4 separate regions of the Homo sapiens genome follow, and all the other regions are linked to region 3. A link is a contact called in ENCODE Hi-C data. All regions are on one chromosome and are shown on one strand. Each heading gives the region's core, a stretch centred on a gene start or an enhancer-like site at or near the end of the contact. The rest is flanking DNA. Distances are from core to core; before and after follow the strand shown. Region 1 overlaps RGS3 (regulator of G protein signaling 3). Region 2 overlaps MUSK (muscle associated receptor tyrosine kinase). Region 3 holds the start of LINC02977 (long intergenic non-protein coding RNA 2977). Region 4 overlaps PALM2AKAP2 (PALM2 and AKAP2 fusion).

Region 1 (2,700 bases), core at 168-2,667, 1.5 Mb after region 3:
GATGCTTCTAGGGGGTAGTTGGAAAAGTGCTTGTGCCTTTTGCGGGTGTGAAGCGCTCCCATCAGGCTCAGGGATGCTGATGGAAGACATCTTCTTTCTCTCCGGTCTGGGGCATTTGGGCAGTTGAGCCTGGTCAGTTGGAAATAAATCTGTGTTCCTTCTGGGGAGAAGTCCGACAGCAATTCAATGATGAGTTTTATTTTTATTTTTTATTTTTCCATAGATTATTGGGGTACAAGTGGTATTTGGTTACGTAAGATTTTTAGTGGTGATTTGTGAGATTTTGGTGCACCCATAACCCGAGCAGAATATACTGCACCCCATTCGTAGTCTTTTATCTCTCACCCCCCTCCCATCCTTCCCCCGAAGTCTGCAAAGTCCATGGTATCATTCTTATGCCTTTGCGTCCTCATAGCTTAGCTCCCATGTATCGTTGAGAACATACAATGTTTGGTTTTCCATTCCTGAGTTACTTCACTTAGAAAAATAGTCTCCAATCTCATCCAGGTCGCTGCAAATGCCGTTAATTCATTCCCTTTTATGGCTGAGTAGTATTCCATCAATGATGAGTTTTTAAAAAGCTTTTGGTTGGCACATTAGGTTAGAGTGGAGATGCTGCAGCTAAGTAGGGACTTCATTAGGGTCAAGGCCTGGGCCTGGCTTATTTCTGTAGGTCCAGTGCAGGACCCAGGGCCTGGCGGATGGCAGATACTCAGTAGAATTTTGGTTGTGTGACTGACTGAAGGAGAACGACTTGGGTTGCCTCTGAGGCTTTGGAGTCTGGTCGTGGAGGAGGGGGGCTGGAGAAGTGTGCTGCCTGGAGTGGGCCCATGCACACAGGCTGGTGTCTGGGGTTGATTCCTTCTCAGTTGAGAGGTACTTCTGTGTCTCCCTTCTGTGCTCCCAGCCTGTATCCATGTTTCATTCCCCTCTGAGAGTATAATACATAGTAAGTCAGCAAGAGCACAGTTATCTAAGCCATGGGGAAAGGGACAAGTGAGGAAATGATGATGATATTAATAACCATGCTAGCTCTTTGAATGCATTGTATTAAGATCCTGACCTTACTTTATGTATTCTTCATAATAATAAATCTTCACTCTTTACCAGGGATCAAGTCTTTGTAGCTCACAATTTTAGGATTCAGAGGAAAGGGTGAAATTCAGGGCACACAATTTCCCTTAAACACACTTGGGATTGTCCAGAGGTTAAGGCTGTCACCAGGGTGCTGGCTTCTTAGTCCCCCTCCTCTGGCTGGGCTGCCAAGAGATAGCCCTTCAGGAGTGTTGGGTCATCCTGAGTTGAATAGGAGGGAGAGTTAAGCCATCCTGAGTTGAATAGGGTCTGGTGCCCTTCCGGAGCCCAGAGTGCCTGCCCGGCTGTGGTTGGCATGTTTCCCAGGGCTGCTGGTGCCCTTGGCATTGTCCCTGCCCTGTAAAGGTGACCTGGCCTCAGATTCGCCACTGCCAGGGCAGGGTGGCTGCCAGGGCTCGCCTCAGAATCTGGGAGCAAAGCCCTGTAATTACTGTATTTGGTCGGTGAAGCAGGTGTTGGAGGAGAAAAGGGTGATATGGGGGTTTGGACCAGACATCGGTAGCAGGTGGGAAGTAAATGAGTTTGCCTTCACAGAGCTCAGTAACTGGGTTGCAAGCTGTACTGTTCTAAAAAAAAAAAAAAATCAGTTTTACAGAGCCACTCCCACTAGCCACATATTATCCAGGGGTGGGTGGAGATTGGGCACAAGGGCATGACTGCTGCATAGGTTGGGTTAATCCTGCCTTGTATAATTTACTAGCCAAATGACCAGTCACCCTACCATTCCAGACCTCAGTTTCCTTGTCTACAAAATGGGGCTGAGCCGACTTTTCCTCTCTGAAGGCAGAATTATGTGTTGGGTACTTCAGGTGAGGCCCTTGGTGAGGATTCTGTGACAGCCCTGGGCCCCTGGGCTAGAGAAGGGAAGAAATCAATTTTTTAAGAAGTCCGAGACTGGGGGCCCAGGACCCAGATTTTGGCATTTACAGTTGGTACCCATCTTTACTTTTGGTCTATTTTGTTCCAGTCATCTGCTTGTCAGTCCTGCATGGTTTTGCCTTCTCTGCTGTAGGCTTAACCATGTTAAATTAGACTGTCTAGATCCAGGCTGGCCATGGGGTTTCATTCACAGCATGGTTTGAGACCGAGCAGCCCTGCCTATCCTTCTACTAACCCTGGTAGGTGGATTACTTGGAGGCTTAGGATTTGTGATAATCCCCTGACTACTCACACTGTGGTACAATCCACCAAGCTCTTTTCCATCAGGTCTCTTGTGTGAACCTCCCACTGGCCCTGGGGCAAGCGAGGCAGCAATCAGTATTATCTCCACTTCAAAGTGGAGAAAACTTTGATTCAGAGAAGGAAGGAAGCTGTTCAGGGTTACACAGACTGTCTCTGACTTGGGAAGTCAGTGATCAAGCTCGGGTGTCTTATCCAACTCAAATTCAGTGATGATCTTGAGACTGAGGATGGTGCTTTAAACAAAGGGTCCAGGGCCTGGCAGCACACATCCCTCTGGGACTGATATGTAGGGCCAGATCAGACAAGGAGCTATGTGACATCTTCCTTGTATCTGTTCCTCCTGTGCCCATCCAGGGCTCATGCTCATTCTACTCCTCTCTCCGTGACTCACAGAAGAGGCAGGAAGTGGTTTGAGTTATCATG
Region 2 (2,700 bases), core at 108-2,607, 1.2 Mb before region 3:
GAGACAACTATTCTTCTTCATGAAGGTTTGTAATACACACTGCACAGGGAAGAATGTCATCCTGTTCAGTTTCCAAAGTAGCTGGTCACAGAGTAAAGCTCTGCTGTATTAAATTTTAATATGAAATGGGATTCAGAGCTTCATTTTTTAATTGAGTTAATTCCTGTCCATTGTGAAAGTAGCTTAATCGTCATGTAAGACACTTAGGTGAAGTACAGAAAACTAAAAAGAAGGAAAAGCCACTCATTCTGTCTCCCCCCAAAGACGAGTCTTAGTGTTTTATTAAATCTTTCTTGCATTTAATGCATAATTTTATATTTGTTTGTATTCTGCAGAGTTGTGGTTACATTTTATTGATAGAGGGTTTCTAAGGAATGAAACAGCAAATCAGCAAGCCTGTAACTCTGAGTTCCCTTTTCTGTCCTGTGCCCCTCCTTTTTTCCTTTCTGTGCATTTGTCATGAATTAAGTCTGCTTATTTTATTCCTCCAGTTTTCTTGAAACAAGTTTTTGTATCTTACTGATTTACCTTTTCCTTTAAAAATTGTATTGGTATCTTTTCCATTGCTTTAATCTTTATTTCTTCTTCTTTCCAGGACTTCTGTCCTTTTTTAGTTATTAAGCTATTTTTTTCTTTTATTTCATTCATGTAATAAACACTCTGGCAGAAATAATAACATTTTAAATACCATTGTAGATTGATATGTATATGCCTTTTGCAAAGTATTACTATTTTTCCTGCATTTGCCTTTGAAGCCACACATTTCAACATTCTCACCTATTAATATTATTACTAGAGTCTATTTAAATCTCTTAAACCATAATTTATAATATGAGATTTCACAAGATACACTTGTGGCTCTGAGTTATTTCAAAACTGATATTTCTGTGCATTCTGACATTTTATTCCTTTTAGAAACAAATTCAGTTGGCTGTAGAATTAATATCGTTCTGCTTAACAACTTTGTGCATGACATATTAACTGATTTTGTTGTATTTCATGATTTAAAAAAAAAAGCAGCAGCTCTGGAACTCAGATTCCTGGGGGTTCAGATTTTTTCTCAGTGGATCCTCACACAATACATCTTTATCTAAGTCCATACATGATCTGAGTTTATTTCTGATATAGCAGGAACCCAAATTCTCCTGAAAACGAACAGGGAAGAGAAAATAACAGTCTACTCTATACCAGCTTATCTTAATTCAGACTAATTGGTAGTTAGGGCATTGGAGGAATGGTGTGAATTCTTGAAAGTAGATTTTCGCTGTCTGCTGGAAAACTCTGCCTGAAATCCCCAAATCTGCCTCATGTAACAGCTTGACATCTTTGGTGGGAAACCTGCCATTTCTTATTCATAGTGTCTCCAGGCAACCAAGACAAAAATGTAGAAATTTTCCTAGACTTTGCCCTCTCTTTCATCATCAGTTTTCTATTAGTTTTACTTCCTAAAATCCTCCTGCTGACATCCTCTTCCCTTCAACCCAAGAGCCAATGACTCAACCTCTACCGTTGCCCACCCTGTCTATTAGCTGGCCTTCCTCTCATTTCAGACCTGAACAGATTCTGTAGGATACAACGACAGTAAGGCGGTCCTTAGTCACAGTTCTGGTTCATAAATAGCGAGGTCAGCATTTAGGACTGAGACCTAAAGAAGTGCTTCAGATAAAAATCATGAGTCTAAGTCCAAAATTGATACTGTAATCCAAATGACTGAATAAAGAATAAAGTTGCAGCGTGTGTCTAAAGCAGAAAGTCAAGATGCCAACAAAGCAGAAAAGTTGGAGAGGGCCACCAGCAAGTCTAGAACTTGAGCATAGATATCCATGGCTTATTTTAGATGGTTCATGTATGCTCTGCAAAATTCAAAGACAGCTTCGGGCTTTCTCCGCTGATAAAGTTTTGTTGTAAAAGACAGACATAGAAGTCAGGCTGACAGAAAATAGAGTAACAGTAATCATAAAAATTATAATATCAGCTAGCATTTATTGAAATCTTACCATGTGTATTCTGAGGCCTTTAAATATATGAACTTAAACCTCACAACATCCCTGTAATGTTGGTACTATCATTATATACATTTTAGTTTTGCTTTGTTTTGTTTTGTTTTTGAGACGGAGTCTCGCTCTGTCGCCCAGGCTGGAGTGCAGTGGCACGATCTTGGCTCACTGCAAGCTCAGCCTCCAACAGTCACAGAGAGATTGTGCAACTGGCCCGAGTGCACACAGCAACAGAGCCTACTTTTTGACCAAAAGAGGCCGAATTCTCAACCACTATACTGTAGAGCCTCTGTACATGATAGAAGCAATAACTGAACCTCAGTAACTCTGTGGAAGTGATTTGTAATTTGCATGTCGTTTCAAGCACACTCTATATCTATATTTTATTCTATTAACTTCCTAAGTCTTTTTAATGAATAGCAAAAAAAGTATATTTCAGCATTATCAATTTAAGTTAATCATAACATCTAATAGGTGACATGTTTATTTTTTCATGAGTTCTAATTACATTTTCAAGTTAAGATCACTGACTTATTCCCTAAGTGCTCGATCTAATGTTCTGAATCACAGGAGTATAGATGCATTATTCACCAATATTGTTTACTTTTTTAAATAAGATTTTTTTTCATGGTAGAATCATCATATACATTCAAAAAGGTAGACAAAAGAGAGACACTCACAGTGTCACTGTTACCAAGTGCCA
Region 3 (2,700 bases), core at 66-2,565:
ACTCATCAGAGGCCGAGCCCTACACTAACCACAGTAATTTGTATTGATACCCAATTTAGTTCAGGAGCTATAAAAATGTATGTTTGCGGCCAGGCGTGGTGGTTCATGCCTGTAATACCAGCACTTTGGGAGGCCAAGGCGGGTGGATCACGAGGTCATGAGATCGAGACCATCCTGGCTAACACGGTGAAACCCCATCTCTACTAAAAATACAAAAAATTAGCTGGGCACGGTGGCGGATACCTGTAGTCCCAGCTACTCCAGAGGCTGAGGCAGGAGAATGGCGTGAACCCGGGAGGCGGAGCTTGCAGTGAGTCGAGATAGCGCCACTACACTCCCGCCTGGGAGAAAGAGTGAGACTCCGTCTCAAAAAAAAAAAAAAGTATGTTTGCATTATTGCACATAAAAATTAAAAATTGAGAGCTATTTGTATTCATCTATTGAGAGAAACGGTCTCTGGGGGTTAGGATGGGGACCTGTCCCCATTATAGACCCGTTCTGGTCTATAATTTACCTAAGACGAGAGCAGAAAGGGTTTTAAATGCTGATCCTAAGTTGTCGTCGGAGGGCAGTACCCCAGAGGACAGGGGAATCATTCCTAACACTGGCAGGGGCCAGAGGCTGACAGCTGGCATTGAACACCTGAATGTCAGGATATTACTCGCCTCTCTCTAATTCTTCCCAATAGAGCGGATACACTCTGGACTCCCTGGGGTGGAGCAGCTACATGGGCAGTTTGTACTTGTTCCTCTTGTCTCTTCATCTGCCCATAAGCCCAAGGCACTCAGAGTCTTCCCTCACTGACACCCAGCAAGCCGGTGAACACACCGGCCCACTGCATTGGGAAGCCCTTTCCTTTTGCTAAGGACTGCATTCGTCTATGCTGCATCTTGAGGCTGTGCAGTATCACCTCCCCTCCTCCATGGTTTTTCTTCTCTAGGCCTAGCAGGCAAGGGAGAAGGAGAGATGCCAGAAGCCTCTGTCTTTCCTTCCCCATTCGTTTCTTACTGAGTCTTGGAGTTAAATTGTTAGTTAGTGCCGGGCGTGTGGCTCACACCTGTAATCTCAGCACTTTGGGAGGCAAAGGTGGGCGAATCAACTGAGATCAGGAGTTTGAAACCACCCTGGCCAACATGGTGAAACTCCATCTCTACTAAACATACAAAAATTACCTGGGCGTGGTGGGGGGGCCCTGTGGTCCCAGCTACATGGGAGGCTGAGGCAGGAGAATCACTTGAACCCGGGAGGCAGAGGTTGCAGTGAGCTGAGATCACGCCACTTCCCTCCAGCCTGGGCAACAGAGTGGGAGTCCATCTCAAAAAAAAAAAAAAAAAAAAGAGGAAAGAATGCCAATTCATGATTTAAAAGTAAAATCAAATAGACTCCAGCTGTCAACTTAGCATATTCACAGTAGGTCCAGCACCGCTTATATCTAATGTTTCATAGTTCATAATGGAGTAACATTCATAGTTACTGAAGTTTAGATAAAAGAAGTGTCACCCTCTATGGCAACCCCTCCCCTGAAACACACATGGACTCTAGTCTAGCCATGGGCTCAATACTGTTTTAAGCATTGCTACTACACTACCACCAAATCTCAGTTTCTAACAGGGGGCAAAGAGCATTTTTAGAAGACGCTTAGTAACAGAAAAATTAACCAAGGGAAGAACAATCTTAATTACGGGATATTTTTACTGGAATGTAGACATTACTTTTGAATATATAGGACAATAGAAATTGCATCAAAGCAATGCTGCCTAACAGACACAGCAGGAAACTTATTGGCATGGCCAGGCTAGTATATTTTCTCATTAGTATATCAACTAATTATAGGAAAAGTACTGTTTCTAAAGTGCTTGAAACATTTGCCTACGTCACTGTTCTCTTTTTCAATGACCTCCTTCATAAAGTCAAACTCTAGCCCAAACTTAAGCCCATCTCACTGCATATTGTAAAGAATGGATTCTGAATGAATTAACAGAAATGCTTTTATATAGGAGGTTGCAGAGATTCTCTTGCAGTCAATGTCTAGAGGAGCTGACCCTCAGGCATCACTCAGAGGAAGTCCCAGCCAAGATTCACAGATCTGTATGTAGCCTTCGGTCAATATCACAGTGTACATCAGGAGTCTCAAGTTCATTGCACAGAACTGGTCCTGTAGCAGGGAAGACTCAGAATTCCTGAGTTTTCTCCTTATGGTGACTCCTCAGGGATAGCCACCATCTTAAATCCAGGAATGGGGCCCAGCTGGGAATGGAGAAAGTTGCAGGCCCACATGCTCCCTGGACGGAAGTCACACGGAGCCTCTGTGCGGGCACCTGAGAAGCTGCCAGAACACCTGCCCAGCAGCAGTGCATCCTCCCCACTCAGTGTCCATCTGCCATCTAGACATGGAGGAGGAAAAGAAAAGAGACAAATATGAACACACTTTGGTTTTCCCACTGTGCATCTCTATGCACAGCTCACACGCACACCCATGGGAGGAGGCGAGGGGGAGCAGCATGGAAGCTCAGCCACCCCTCTGTGTGTGGCCAGGGCAGCCATCACTGGTCCTGCTCTTTTCCTGGGAAGGCATCCCCCATGCTACCTGGAGGTACAGGGTTAGTCATGCCTTTCACCGCTGAGTGTGCTCTGCTGAGCCAAGGACAACCTCCACCCACACTCCCTTTGACTCCCCTCATCCCCAGCTGTTCTTCGTGA
Region 4 (2,700 bases), core at 112-2,611, 1.9 Mb before region 3:
TCTCATGGATTCCTGTGATATTCAATGGATTCCTGTGATATTCAATGGATTATAATCCATTTCTTTTATTATTTTTATCCGCAACTTGTTCAGTTACAGCTCACGGGAGCCCTTTCTGGCTAACTTGTATGTCCTTTGGAGATGTCCCCGTTTTCCTTTGAATGCTTCCTCAATTTCTGGCATCGCAAGATATTCCAGTTTCATCTTATACTTTCCCAACCCTGAAATCGGTCGTCTCTCTGAAGAGCACTAGTTTCTGATGATGGAGAATGGTATTTAGAAACAAAGATCTGAGTGCTAGCTGTGCTCATTGTTATTGCATTGTCACTAGCCCCAGGCACTCTCAGTGGACAGAATTAGAAATTACACACATCTCTCTTGAAAACCATGAGTTTGCCCTGATGCTTTTTAATTCTTATTTAATAAAAAGTTCATTCATACTTTCTCCCTTTCCATATTTGTGACCACCTTCTTGACAAAAGATACTTAGTTTTTATTATCTGTAATATGTTTATTATTTAACTAGCCCTCCTTCCCCCACACTCCAGTATAACCAGTCTCCTGTTTTCCTCACCAAACTTGGGCTCCGACATCATTTTCCAGGTGGCCACTGCCACGACCCTTCACCAACACCCTCCTTACCCTCCCTGGGCTCCAACACTACAGCAGGTACCATCTTATTCAGCCTGGCCTAGTGACTTTTGGACTGAGTTGTTTGGGAAGGAAAGGAAAGGGAGGAAGAAGAGGAAGAGTGCAGTGACTTTCTTAATATATGCCATCAAATTGGTGATAAAGTTTCAACAAATGAATAATGGGGGGGCGGGCACAAACATTCAGACCGTAGCATGAGTATTTTCAGGCTTCTCTGTCTCTATCTCTTAATCGAACCCCTCACCATATTACCTCCAACTTTATTTCTAGCACATAAACAACTGTCTAATATAAAGACATTTCAATGCTTTCTCCTGATTCCCCCACCGGCTGTTGTCCATCAGGCTTCCCCACCAGGACCGAGGTTGCCTTAAACAAGTCAGCATCCTAAGGCTTGCCACTGGCATCCCAGCAACCCAGTATCAATCTCCCCAGTACTTCCCTCTATGCTAATGCTGATCTCTTCTCCCATATCCCACCCCCATAGGATTGATTTCTGGTCCCTACAAGGGGATGGTAATTCATCCGTGCAAGTCTGTTCCAATCTTGATGTCGTATTGAGTACAATCATGATAATGATATGCATACATGTCATTCCTTCATGTTTATCTCTAGAACATTTAAAGCAGGCACCCGGGCTTCCCAGAATTACAACATGAGTTGAAAGAAACGGAATGTAAAATACAATTTTCTTCCTGTTCATGCCTGGAAATCTTTGGAGTATTGCTTGGCTGGCCAACCTCCAAGTTCATGATCGGGGAGAAGGCTGACACGTGACTCTGAGCAGCCAAACTAGACAATTCATGGCTAGGGTCAGAACTCCTGGCTTCAGTGGTTTTGTGAATGGAGGTGTTACCAAGTTCCTGCGGCACATTTCATATTTCATGCCAGAAGAAGTGACTCCACTAGTTTGTTGTGTGACTCAGATTGATGATTGGATACTAGGTGATGAAAAATATAATTTTTAACTTCTCTGGTAGAAATCATGCTGGTGGCATGCTGGAATCCTAAAACCTTAAAGCAAATAAAATCCACTGAGAGCCAAGATGTGGTAAGGAAGGAGAAATCTTCTAATTCTTTCCATACAAAAGTTATCTAGACAGAAACCCCATCCCCCTGGTGTGGAAATGCTATTTGTTTTTGCTTTTAGTGCTTTTGCTTTTAAAAGATGGACAATGAATGATAGAAGTTCTGTTTTGAAAAGGATATAGTCATTGTTAATGACCGGGTATCTAGAAATTATCTTGTTGGTTCTTATTTTACTTTTTTTTTTTTTTTTTTTTTGAGGCAGAGTCTTGCTCTGTCTCCCAGGCTGGAGTGCAATGGGGCAAACTCGGCTCACTGCAACCTCCACCTCCCAGGTTCAAGTGATTCTCCTGCCTCAGCCTCCTGAATAGCTGGGATTACAGGTGTCCATCACCATGCCCAGCTAAATTTTTTGTTTGTTTGTTTTTTGTATTTTTAGTAGAGACAGAGTTTCATCATGTTGGCCAGGCTGGTCTCCAACTCCTGATCCGCCTCAGGTGATCCGCCCGCCTTGGCCTCCCAAAGTGCTAGGATTACAGGCATGAGCCACTGCACCTGGCCCTTATTTGACTTTTAAAGGAAGAAGCTCCACTTAAATAGAATTTGAGTGACATTTGTTTATACAGAGGTGAATAAAAATGTATAGTCCCTGCTCTCAGGGAACTTAATGGTTCAGTAAGAGAAACAACATTAAACAAATGAGGCAATTTTATGACAGAGAAGCACAGAGACCTGTAGGAGCACAAACAAGGAAGACCATATCATTTGGAGGATAAAGAAAGTCTTCCTTCCTTAGGAAATTACTGTCTAAGCTGAGAACTGAAGGGGTAAAGTTGGGCTCAGGGTGTAGGGGAGAAGGAAGGGCACCTAAGAGAGGCTCAAAAGGAATAGAGAACTTGGCACATTTGAGATATTTAAGAGTAAGTTAATGGAAGAGATTTAAAACAAAACAGAAATAGATTTGGAGCCAGACAACCAAGAGCTCTATCAATCATGTTAAGGGTTGTAGACTTTAGAGTTTAC

The links. Hi-C counts contacts between places; a loop is a spot of excess contacts on that map. Pooled maps may share reads with other maps.
Region 1: a loop to region 3 is called in a map with no recorded cell type, with 4 times the contacts of the local background. The contact joins the enhancer-like site here to the promoter of LINC02977 in region 3. A Hi-C loop is called at or near these places in 2 of 37 single-sample maps with no recorded cell type and 6 of 50 pooled maps.
Region 2: a map with no recorded cell type shows a loop between it and region 3 (10-fold over the local background). The contact joins the enhancer-like site here to the promoter of LINC02977 in region 3. A Hi-C loop is called at or near these places in 9 of 37 single-sample maps with no recorded cell type and 2 of 50 pooled maps.
Region 4: a loop to region 3 is called in a map with no recorded cell type, with 4 times the contacts of the local background. The contact joins the enhancer-like site here to the promoter of LINC02977 in region 3. A Hi-C loop is called at or near these places in 4 of 37 single-sample maps with no recorded cell type and 3 of 50 pooled maps.

The regions. Positions count from the first base shown.
Region 1 is chr9:113,509,739-113,512,438 of GRCh38, forward strand. The region is part of intron 12 of RGS3 (regulator of G protein signaling 3); the gene reads left to right. Among named protein-coding and RNA genes, the nearest start is that of RGS3, 47 kb to the left of the region's middle. RefSeq lists enhancers at 2,261-2,310, 2,561-2,650. Within about 2 kb of position 1,418, at least 13 of the 41 ENCODE cell types and tissues checked have a DNase peak (open chromatin) inside an H3K27ac peak, as active enhancers do.
Region 2 is chr9:110,801,219-110,803,918 of GRCh38, forward strand. It overlaps MUSK (muscle associated receptor tyrosine kinase), which reads left to right. Exons shown (of 15, transcript NM_005592.4): 15 at 1-2,700. Among named protein-coding and RNA genes, the nearest start is that of MUSK, 130 kb to the left of the region's middle. Within about 2 kb of position 1,358, at least 2 of the 41 ENCODE cell types and tissues checked have a DNase peak (open chromatin) inside an H3K27ac peak, as active enhancers do.
Region 3 is chr9:112,039,109-112,041,808 of GRCh38, forward strand. It overlaps LINC02977 (long intergenic non-protein coding RNA 2977), which reads right to left and starts at 1,316. Exons shown (of 3, transcript NR_186812.1): 1 at 1-1,316. SUSD1 (sushi domain containing 1) reads right to left here. Exons shown (of 17, transcript NM_022486.5): 17 at 1,675-2,384. The coding sequence ends at 2,384. RefSeq lists enhancers at 1,924-2,563, 1,959-2,700, 2,564-2,700.
Region 4 is chr9:110,140,155-110,142,854 of GRCh38, forward strand. The region is part of intron 8 of PALM2AKAP2 (PALM2 and AKAP2 fusion); the gene reads left to right. Among named protein-coding and RNA genes, the nearest start is that of C9orf152, 67 kb to the right of the region's middle. Within about 2 kb of position 1,362, at least 11 of the 41 ENCODE cell types and tissues checked have a DNase peak (open chromatin) inside an H3K27ac peak, as active enhancers do.